Linked DNA regions of Homo sapiens: regions 1, 2 and 4 are each linked to region 3. The links are chromatin contacts, found by Hi-C or POLR2A ChIA-PET in ENCODE. All regions are on one chromosome and are shown on one strand. Each heading gives the region's core, a stretch centred on a gene start or an enhancer-like site at or near the end of the contact. The rest is flanking DNA. Distances are from core to core; before and after follow the strand shown.

Region 1 (2,700 bases), core at 102-2,601, 720 kb after region 3:
CAATGGACGAGAGCGATGACCCCAGGAGTACTGGGGGAGACCACTTAGTACTTCACAACATTCTTTGTAGCTTGGCATGCAGTTCTGAAACTATGTTAGATTCTCCCTTTCAAAATCTATCACCCAATTCTTTCTTGAAAAACGTGAGTCAAAGTACAGCCAACTTTGTGGCTGTCCTATTTGAATTCTTGGCATTTTATGAGGAGAGTTTTAAAACAGGTTAATTGGAAAAGTCAAGAACTAAATACGACGATTTTCGCTGCCCGGGTTAAAAAATTACTAACTGCCCCCGCCCCACCCCCCCACCCCCCAAAAAAAATTCTGTACCGAAAAGCATTTATAAAGGGAAAATGTGCTTGGTTTGCAGACTGCAAATAAAACAGGTTAAACATTTTGGGTAGCCATTTAAGTAAAAATCGTTTAACAAATGTCCTGGCTTAGAAGGGGGAAAGGGATCCGCCGGTTTAGAAAGCCCGCCCCCGCCCCCAGGGGGTGCCTACGTGGAGCTCCTGAATCTGGCTCTGGAGAACCCAGAATGTGATTCGCAGGACCTGTCGCATAATTTCACAACCAAGCATTCTTGCATTCTTCTTTGTACCTGAATCGTAGAAAGTTCTGGAAAAAGCTAGGAGTAAGTGATTGACATTCCCTGCTGTTCCTTCAACATAGAGGGGTTCGGTGCTGGGTGGGCAGACACCACCAAACAATGGGGATGCCAGGAGCCCGGTACGGCGGCAGGAGCAGTACCCTGGGCTCGGGGGGATGTAGAAGCCCCATTCCACCCCTAGGGGACAGAACCCAGTAAGGTCGCCCTCGGTGCTCACCACACTCCGGGCAGAGGGGGCCCTGAGACTCCGACCCCCACCCCAGAGAGAGCCTGCCGCTGGACGAGGGGACCGACGGCTGCTAAGAGGCGGATTAGCAGAAACGCGAAACTCACAACCCGCCTCTCTCCCAGAGAAACCAGTATGGAGAAATTAAAGGTCATATAAGATTATTTACCTGCCCCGCGGGCCTGGGATCCCAGGGCATGGCCTGGACGGCCTCGGGGACAAGGGCAGGTGTGTTTGGGGGATAAGAGAGAGAAAATCTGGGGCGCAGGGATGAGAAGGCTGGCAGGGGCACAAATGCGGACCGGGATGGGGATGTCGGAGGAGACCGGGGCGCGCCGGCCGGGCGACAGCACGACCCCGGGAGGCGGTGGAAACCCCCTGCAACTCCCGCCCCGGGGTTGGCGGCGCCGCGGAACCGCCCCACCGCCCCTACTCACTTGAGTCGGAGGCGGGAGCACGTACCGCAGGCGGAGCTAGCGAGGCTGGGCTGGAGGGAGGGTCCAGGGAGTCCGAGATCCCAGGCGAAGCGCGCGCCGGTGCCTTTTAAAGAGCGCTCGGTGGGCGCGGCCTGTGTCCGCCCCGCCCTCCTCCCAGCCCCGCCCGCCGGATTCCCGGAGCCGCTTGCCGGGCTGGGGCGTGTAGCGGGCGGGCTGCCCTCTGCCCGCTCCGGGCTAGCCACCAGGAGACAAAAGGCAGGAGGCCCGCCTCTTCCTGCAGCTTCCCGCCCGCCCGGCATCTTCCCACGTCCCGGGACCGCTCCCTCCCAAAGGGACCCGGCAGTTCCAAAAGCCACTGGGACTTGGAGAGGGACTTCCTTCCCCTCCAGGGAGGCCCGGCGGCGGGACGGTCCCGCTGGAAAGTGGCCCCCGCCGCCCTGCGTCGGACCTGTCCACCGCGAGCGCCGATCCCCCTCTTCGCGGAGACAGTCATGGGCCGGGAGGCTCCAGCAGTAGAAAGTCAGCCAAACGGGGCTTTCCGCCACCTCCCCCTTGCCTTGTCCTTGTCAGTAAACTCAACGTGATTAACTTCCCTAGTTAACGCATATTCTCTCGTCCGATTTCCAGCTTCTGGGAATCCACAACTTCTTATTCTTAAAGAGCAAAATTCATCTAGACTAAATAAATGACGTTACGAAAACGCCCCATTCCCAAAGTGTTTCGCTCTTCCCCTCCACCAGGGCACAGCACGCGATGCTGAGGGGGAAGAAACCTAAACCCAGGCAGAAACCCCGGGCGCCACAGGCCCTGTATTTATATGTGTTGATGTCAGAAAAGCACAAGGATACCGTGACATCCGAAGGGACCTAATGCCTAAGCTACAGGATGATTTATTGTTTTAGATGAAAAGGAAAATAAACAATGCAATCTCTATCTGGTTCATATTCTAGGCCTCCTCATGACCTCTCCTGCCAGAAGCAATGATCCCGGAGAACTGATACTTGCGGAGTGGGGAGTTCAAAAAAGTCAGTGACCAAAACCCCCTCATGCCATAAATGCTATTGCCTCCTCTGGTCCAGAGTTTCTCATCCTCCACACCATTGACATCTTGGGCTGGATAATTCTTTATTGTAGGGGGCTGTCCTGTGCATTGTAGGAGGCCTCCACCCACTAGATGCCAGTTGCAACCTGCCCCCGACGTTGTGACAATCAAAAAGTCTCTGGACATTGCCAAATGCCCTCTTGGGGAGAGGGCAGGGAGCACATATCCGCATGACAACGTACAGAACCGACTTATAATATTATTATTGTTTTATTTTATATGCTGGGGCCAATCCAGGATAAACTCATTATAGCTGCCTTGTTCTCTGTCCACCAAGTACTGTCCAAAAACACATAGTGGTGATTGACATCTCCTGATACTGTGGCAG
Region 2 (2,700 bases), core at 124-2,623, 830 kb before region 3:
AGGCAACTGACACCCTATGTAGATAATTTTAAGATTTTGACAGGGCTTCAAAGACAAAAACAGCTCAACCTTCTGATCTTCAAACCGAGCCAGCTGAGATCCAGAAAAGTGAACTGTACTTCGCTAAATGTTTGCCAGTTATTGCAGACCCGAATTCACACGTGGGTTTCAGATCTCTTTTCAGTACTACATCCTCACTGGTAAAGGTAATAGAAGAATTCGAGGGGAATGAGCTGTAGGGACTAAAAAATTAGAAACCTAAACTTGGTGGCACAAGAATCAGCAAACAACTGGCTGTGAGTGAATCTTTGAAACCTATGCCAAGGGTTGTCTTTGTCATTAAGCACTGAATATCCAGCTGGGCTATGTTGGAGATAGGGAGTAGCAAAAGGAAGGGAAAGCACTTCTAAATGGCTTCTGTCCCCACTTAAATGGCTGCATGTCATGAGATGATATTGCTAGCATATAATAAATACTGTTGGCTAATGTCTTTAGTGCTACCAAAAATAACTGAACACACTTCCCATTTCCCTCATTTTTTTTTAAGGATGACTATTTCCACTTCCAATTATTATCACTTCTCTCGGTAGTAATATTACTGGCTATTATGTTACTTATATCAAATCAGAAAAAAATGAAAAGCAAAAAATAAACTGATTTAATTCAGCCCATAAATAAGAAAAAAAGAAAGAGATGTAAATACAATTTAGTATTTAAGCTACATGAAGGTAGGGACCAAGTCTATGTTGATCCCAGACGACTACAGACCCAGATATCTGAATTGAAACTTAGGTCATTCCTAATTTCAAGCAAAACAGGGTAATATCTCCTTTCACCCCATCACTCCCCCTGCTCCCAAATTATATTATAATTCAGAGCACCTGCAGTGTAGCAGAAGGAATTCCCCATCCCCTACCTAACTGGGATTCCTGGACAGGACAGGCGAGGGGCACAAGAGACAGTCAGCCTGATTTCACCTAACAAGCTCGGTAAGAAGAGGTCCAGAGTTAGAAGAGTTGGAAAAGGTATAAACTAGCGCGATTCCTCCAAAAACCGCATTCAGAAAGCTTTAGACAGGACAGTCTAGACAGTCCAGGCCCGCGTCTGCAGGTTGCCCGGCAACAGGCGCCGCAGCGCAGGGCTTCTGATTACACTCTGACCTCCAGGGACGAAAAGGTCGTCGGCCCAAGTCCCTTGTTCGTTCTACGCCACCTCCCGCCCCCGCCAATCTGCCTCCTCAGTTCCGCTGCCTGGCTGACCGGAACTGAGCTTGTGGCCGGAGACCCCGCCACGCTCTCAGAAGTACTTGCTGGCTGGAAAACCCAAAGGGGTGAAACCTCAGCTACAGCCGCCGCAGCCTCCCAGGGAACCGGCTCCGCGGCGCCCCTAAACCCCGGCGAGGAGCCGGAGCGGACTCACTCACCCGCGCTTCTCCTGAGCAGGGAAAGGGCCAAAGCCCGGCCCGGATCCACGGCGGTTGTTGTGTAATTCTTTGTCTAATTGAATTCTGTTTAACATATTTCATAAGGCACCTGTCTGTGCACAGAGCCCAGAATGACGTTTTGAGGAGAAGAAATTTAAGCATATGCTACAATATCTGCTCTCAAGGAGCTTGCACTTATTTTTTTTAAAGACTGTAATATATTATATAGAGATACATAGATATTAGACATGGATATTACTTTAAATTTGTGTGACTATGTACATATAGATGATTACATGAATAATTGCATATATATGTATGTGTATTTGTGTGTGTATATATAATTAAAATTTAAAATGATGTGTGGAAAGGGCAAAGGCCTAGAAATCAAGAAACCTGCATTTTATTCTTTGCCTTTTTTTTTTTTTGAGACGGAGTTTCCTTCTTGTTGCCCAGGCTGGAGTGCAATGGCACAATCTCGACTCACTGCAACCTCTGCCTCCCAGGTTCAAGCGATTCTCCTGCCCCAGCCTCCCAAGTAGTTGGGATTACATGCGCCCACCACCACGCCCGGTTAATATTTTGTATCTTTATATAGAGGGGGTTTCACCATGTTGGGCAGGCTGGTCTCGAACTCCTGACCTCAGGTGATACCCTGCCTCAGACTCCCAGAGTGCTGTGATTTACAGGCATGAGCCACCATGCCCGGCCTAAATATTTTTATGTATGCTCTGTACACAATATCTTGGCATCAACTCCTCATCTATAAAGGGAAAAAGCTGGTTTGAGATAATTCCAAGGATCCACTCCACTCTAATATGCACTAACTTTCCTAAATTACACAGCCAAGAGTCAGATATTCAAATTAGAAGTAAGAGTTTATGAAAGTTAATCCAGTTCTTTCATAATCATGTTTTTCTAATCTGCAGTAACTTTTCAAAATTAGCTCCCCTCAGAATGTATGTATCAAAACGTGAATATTTCCAGTATTTCCTGGTGCAAATTTGGGAGTAAAAATACAAATAAATTTTTAAAGTATAAAAATAGTGAAGGAAATGAGGTATAATGTAATCACTCTGTATTTTTCTGCTGCACTCCATAAAATTCATCTATCCATTACCCCCACATAGAAAGAAAAGCAAAAATAAATAGCAGAAAACACACATAAAAATAAAACAGAAAGCTAAATTTAACTTTTTTTTTTTTTTGAGACGGAGTCTCGCTCTGTCGCCCAGGCTGGAGTGCAGTGGCGGGATCTCGGCTCACTGCAAGCTCCG
Region 3 (2,700 bases), core at 186-2,685:
TTAAGGATTTCTAAAGTATGTTTCCAGTTCCAACAGCTTCTTATTTTATAGCTAAAGGTAGTAAGAACCAACAACTTTCACTCTTTGGATTAAAGTGCTCTATGCATCAAATCCCAGTGGGTTTTAAAATTATACTGAATCTAGGCCAGGCACAGTGGCTCATGTTTGTAATCCCAGCACTTAAGGAGGCCGAAGTGAGAGAATTGGTTGAGGCCAGGAATTCGAGACAAGTCTGGGCAACAAAGTGAGATCCCATCTCTACAAAAAATTAAAAAATTAGCCAGACTGGTGGGCTCCCTTAGCCTCAGCTACTTGGGAGGCTGAGGTGGGAGATTGCTTGAACCTGAGAGGCGGAGGCTGCAGTGAGCCAAGATCACATCACTGCACTCCAGCCTGGGTGACAGAGCGAGACTCCACCACACACACACACACACACACACAAAATCAGCAAACTTTGAGTAAAGCAGATTCCCCCTCCATTCCCTCTATTATGTCAGTGGGCCTCATCCAATCAGTGGAAAGGCCTTAGTAGAAAAAGACTGCGGTCTCTCGAGGAAGAAGGGAATCTGCTGCTAGACTGCATTCGGACTCGCAACTGCAACAACTCTTTCCTAGGTCTCCAGCCTGTCAGCCTACCCTGCAGATTTTGGATTTTCTAGCCTCCACAATTGTGTGAGCCAATTTCTTAAAATAGATCTCTCTCCATCTCTTTCTCTCTCTCTCTCTCTTTCTCTCTCTCTATATATATAAAATATGAGGAACCTAATAAAAATATATTCTATATATAGTTAAGGAACTTGTTCATTAAATACATGTATTATATACTAGAGAGAGATTTATTTTAATGAATTGGCTCACACAATTATGGAGAAACCAACATGATGTGTGTGTGTGTGTGTATATTTATATATAGGTTTTAGGTTGTGTACTATATATATCATATATAGTATGTGTATATATATATAATGTGTATATATTATATATACTATGTTGTGTATACATACTCTATGTAATATATACCATATATATGTGTCATGTAAACATGGATTCTCTTTTTCTCCCAACACAACCTCAGGAGGTAGATATGAGGAAACTGTGGTTCACAGAGGTTAAGGAGCTTGTCCAAGTGTACATAGCTAGCAAGAGGTAGATGCAAAATTGTAAGAACCACGCTGTCTCCATAACGCATGTGAAGACTCTTAGTTTATGCCCAGAAGAGGGAAGCTGCTCAATATTAATTCTCTTCCGTTTTCCTCTTCCACTGCCTTTTGTCTGATTACTCAGCTGTTTCTGCTAATGTCAGAGCCAGTGAAAGCCACGAAGTGTCGTACCATTCAATTTATAGCTCTCGTGCCATCAGGAATCTGCTCCAAGGTGATTCATGCTGTGACATTCTAGCCAGAAACTGAATCTGAAAGCAGCAACTAACTGTTCCACCACAGGATCTTGGGTTGCCTCAGTTTTCACGCCTACTAGTGGTCAGTTATGGGAGTGTGGTGACCCACTGAACACAGCCGCAGTCTACACTGCTGAATTCATACCCAGAGCCAACCACAGGCCTGTGCGTTGGAATGCACACCTCATTGTCTCCACTTTCATGGTGTAATTTAGAAGTGAGAAGGGAGAGTGGGTAGTGGTCTGAACCTTCCTTTCTGGCTTGGTGCTGCTCAGAGAGCAAGCTGTCTTTCTCATTTGGTAGTCTTGGTTTGGAAGCCGTAAGTGAAACAAGAACCATCCACTCTCTGTTTCTTCTCTCTTCTCCTTTGAAACCACGAAAGAGATCTGTTCCATTAGCACAAAGAATGCATTTATGCATTTTAAGTGGTTCTTTGGCAAACCAGAGGGCTGTTCTATGACAGGCTACAGACATTGTCTGTAGCTATTCATCAGATTGATAGGTGTCCTTATAATATCGATATCCCCAAATGTAACTTCATCTCCTTGTAAATTCATCGCAGTGGGGATGCTAATGTTGGCACCAAGCTATTCTATAATTTTAAGGGAAGAGGTTTTGAGAGTCCTCTGCAGTTGGCATAACACATGTTATATCCATGCTTGGATTTTGATATACTGAAATAATTTAAAATTTGAGATAATTCTACAAAGACTGGTTTATTTCAAGTTGATTACTTCCCGACTTCCAGTATGTAACATAGGCACCATTATCTTTTTAATTAAGCTGTTGCTGTAAAGCATATTTTAAAAAGGCCATTTAAAACTTTAAGACTGTATTATACATTTTTATGGTCTGATGCAATGAACAATGTTTGGCATCTGTTATATTGTATCTACAAACACAGTGTATAGCATGGGACAAAGTTACAAACATTGGAGCTTTAACTCCTTTCCCGTCTCCTGTCCCTCCATTCTTCCTAAATGATACCAAATTCTTTTCTGGTCCACAAACACGTCATTCTCTTTCATGTCTTGCATGTGCTGTCTCCTTGGTCTACAACGATCCTTCCATCCTTCATCCCCCTCCTCCTACTACACTTCACAAATTGCTGTTCACCCTTTGACACTCAGATTAAATGTCACCTCCCTCAGGAAGCCTCTTATGATTTCCTATGCTACTTCCTTGGAGCTTAATATCTATTTCCTATAATTTTCCAAAGGCATATAAATTCAAATAAAGTTATCCCTAAACTGTCTGCCAAGCAATCTTAGAAGACATGTAGAGAGCTTGAATGAAATCTGTGC
Region 4 (2,700 bases), core at 133-2,632, 520 kb before region 3:
TTAGCAGCCTCTCTTTTAACACTCTAGACTGTGGCTCACAAACCCAAGTGATAACACAGATCTGTAGATGACATGAATAAATGAAGCAGGTGGTAGGAAGGAAAAATTATGTGACTCTCTTACTCTTTACTTTTTCCATCTTTGATAAAGTAAAGAAATACCTTTTCTCTTAGAAAAACAACAACCACCACAACAGAAAACAAATACAAGCATAATTTTAAATGGCAGCTGGTATTCAATGTCAGGGAGATAAGAAGGAGTGGATGTGTCTATGGAAAACAGGAAGCAGCTGTTTCTCAGCTTCAGCCAATGTCAGCCAATAGGCAACATAACCATTAGCAAATTTTTTTCCATTTCTCAAGACAATCTGAAATTCAGGCTTTCATTTGAAATCTCTGATGTTTAAAAATTTGCTCGAGGATAACATATCTACATGCCAGAAATAGCATGCTAAAGAGAATACATCTCCATGACAGAAATGGTCAGTGGGTTGCCAGTTCGTGGCTTCTTTATCACAAATTACTAAAGGCAGTGCTTTTCAAACTGCAGAGGACAACCTACTGATGGCTGATGTCACCAATCTCATGGGTTGCAAGTAGCATTTTTAAATGAAATAGAATTGCATAGAAGAAAATGGAATAGAAAGCAACAGAATTTATCACATTTAATGGGGTAGGAATTGTAAAAGGAGATCTGTGTGTGTGCATGTCTGTGTGTGTCTGTGTGTGTAGTAGGTCTCTGTAGGTCTCTGTAAAAAAAAAAAATCTACTGCTGACTGTAGTCAATACGTTTGAAAGTCACTGCCTTGGTAACATTATTTTACCCACTTACTGTCATATGACATTTAAATGCCAATGGTTTTGAAAAGTGTATCTATAGGCTAGATTTTTATCTTGAACTCAGACCCATATTTTCAACTATCTACCAGATATTAGCACTTGGATGTTCCACACGTCCCACAAATTGAGTAATAGAATGATTAAAATAATGGGCTTTGTAGCCAGATTTGAGTTTGAATTGTGGGATTTCTCAGCCTGTTTTCTCATTCTTAAAGTCGGAATAATTAAAACCTCAAAATAGTGCTGTAAGAATTTATGTCCTTAGAACAGTGCCTGGCTCACACAAAAATAAATAAATATCGCTTGAGCACCAACCACGTTCCAGGTATTGTTCTAGGCACTAGAGATTGATGAGAAAATTCAGCCCCCCCACCATATGAGACAATGCTGCTTTTCAGCGGTTTGAGAAAAAAGTTGAAATCAACAAAACATCCCCTTCATGTTTTACTGCATACATACAGTAATCCTTTTAAAACGTATTCCATCAGCAACCTTTTCAAACAGCACTTTGAAGTTTACTGAGTTATGACCACAGAATGACCTTCTTCCTGCTGAGTGTGAGTAAGCCTTCTCTCCCTGCCCCAGCTAACCACCAGGCAATTCTCAGAGAGGTCTCAGTTTTACTTGGGTACAAAATAGAACCTCTAATGTTATTGGGTGAAGGAACTTGTGTGCAGCGTTCCCAGGTTCTAGTGAATAAGATGATGTCCTTTGCCCTTGTGAAGTTTGCTGACAGTGACCACATAAACAGATACATACATGACAGTATAATTTCAGCTGATATCGTACTGTTGTAAGTATTGTTACAATGATGATGATGATTGTGATGATAAAGTAAAACCATAAACACATTATTTCCCCACTCTTTCTCCTTACACCTACCTCCTTCTCATCCTGTATTTCTAGCTGGATGAATCACATCACCTTTCACACTGTTGCCCAAGCCAAAGGCATCTATCTAGTCTATAGGCTCTACTCTATATTTCTGAAATCCATCTACTTTTCACTCTTACTATCATTGTGCTATGCCAGATTCCTACCATCACTTGCCCAAGGTTCTGTGGCAAACTCCTGATTGGCCTTTCTGCTTCCAGATCCATCCCCTCTTAATACATCATTCACATTGAAATCAGACTCCATCTAGAATGGATCTAGCCATGTCTGTTCATTTCCTAACCCTTTAAGGTCTCCCCATTGTCATCTGTAGAAAGTCTAAGCTCCTGGTGGATTTACCAGACCCTTCGTGATCTTAGCCTTGTTCAACTCTCAAGCATCATCGTTCTCAAATTCTGTCTTCTTGTTAATTAGAATGACTTACATAAATTTTTAAAGTTCTCTTTTACTTCCAGGCTTTTATCTAGACTACTCTTCCTCCTGGAAATCTTTTTGCTCTCCCTGCTTTTCTTACTTCCAACATTCCCTGCACCCCCCGCCACACCCACACACTTCCACCCTTCAATTAAGTGCACTTTGAAATTGTTTGTTTTCTTGACTCTCTCCTCTTAAGGGGAGATGTCTTTATTGGCGTATTCCAATTAACTAAAGTAAAATGCCTACGTCCCTGTATTTGTTTCCTATTACTGCTGTAACAAATTGTCACAAACATAATGGCTTAGAACAATATAAATTTATCATCTAATGTTCTGCAAACCAGAAGTCTGGCAGGTCTCATCAGGTTAAAATCAAGATATTGGCTAAAATCAAGGCATCAGCTAAAATCAAGGCACCAGCAGGACTGCATTGTTGTATTCCTTTCTGTAGGGTCTAGGTAGGATCTATTTCCTTGCCTTTTCCAACTTCTAGAGATCATGCATATTCCTTGGCTTGAAGCTGCCTTCTTTCTATTTTCAAAACTAGAATA

What was found. Hi-C counts contacts between places; a loop is a spot of excess contacts on that map. ChIA-PET counts read pairs that join two places held with the same protein, here RNA polymerase II (POLR2A). Pooled maps may share reads with other maps.
Region 1: a map with no recorded cell type shows a loop between it and region 3 (4-fold over the local background). The contact joins the promoter of CSRP2 here to the enhancer-like site in region 3. A Hi-C loop is called at or near these places in 2 of 37 single-sample maps with no recorded cell type and 2 of 50 pooled maps.
Region 2: a loop to region 3 is called in a map of GM12878, with 3 times the contacts of the local background. The contact joins the promoter of CAPS2 here to the enhancer-like site in region 3. A Hi-C loop is called at or near these places in 1 of 168 maps with a recorded cell type or tissue (GM12878), 8 of 37 single-sample maps with no recorded cell type and 10 of 50 pooled maps. POLR2A ChIA-PET finds 5 or more read pairs at or near these places in 1 of 52 experiments (activated T-cell).
Region 4: a loop to region 3 is called in a pooled map, with 5 times the contacts of the local background. The contact joins two enhancer-like sites. A Hi-C loop is called at or near these places in 12 of 37 single-sample maps with no recorded cell type and 11 of 50 pooled maps. POLR2A ChIA-PET finds 5 or more read pairs at or near these places in 1 of 52 experiments (activated T-cell).

The regions. Positions count from the first base shown.
Region 1 is chr12:76,877,668-76,880,367 of GRCh38, forward strand. It overlaps CSRP2 (cysteine and glycine rich protein 2), which reads right to left and starts at 1,352. Exons shown (of 6, transcript NM_001321.3): 1 at 1,271-1,352. LOC124902971 (a long non-coding RNA gene) reads left to right here and starts at 692. Exons shown (of 2, transcript XR_007063380.1): 1 at 692-983; 2 at 2,221-2,700. RefSeq lists silencers at 1,112-1,541, 1,572-1,621.
Region 2 is chr12:75,328,951-75,331,650 of GRCh38, forward strand. CAPS2 (calcyphosine 2) reads right to left here and starts at 1,374. Exons shown (of 17, transcript NM_001355024.4): 1 at 917-1,374. RefSeq lists an enhancer at 1,281-1,330.
Region 3 is chr12:76,157,441-76,160,140 of GRCh38, forward strand. No RefSeq gene overlaps it. Among named protein-coding and RNA genes, the nearest start is that of NAP1L1, 74 kb to the left of the region's middle. Within about 2 kb of position 1,436, at least 10 of the 41 ENCODE cell types and tissues checked have a DNase peak (open chromatin) inside an H3K27ac peak, as active enhancers do; they include GM12878, where a contact is called at or near this core.
Region 4 is chr12:75,634,494-75,637,193 of GRCh38, forward strand. All of the region lies in intron 8 of LOC105369844 (a long non-coding RNA gene), which reads right to left. Among named protein-coding and RNA genes, the nearest start is that of KRR1, 120 kb to the left of the region's middle. RefSeq lists a silencer at 1,256-1,550. Within about 2 kb of position 1,383, at least 5 of the 41 ENCODE cell types and tissues checked have a DNase peak (open chromatin) inside an H3K27ac peak, as active enhancers do.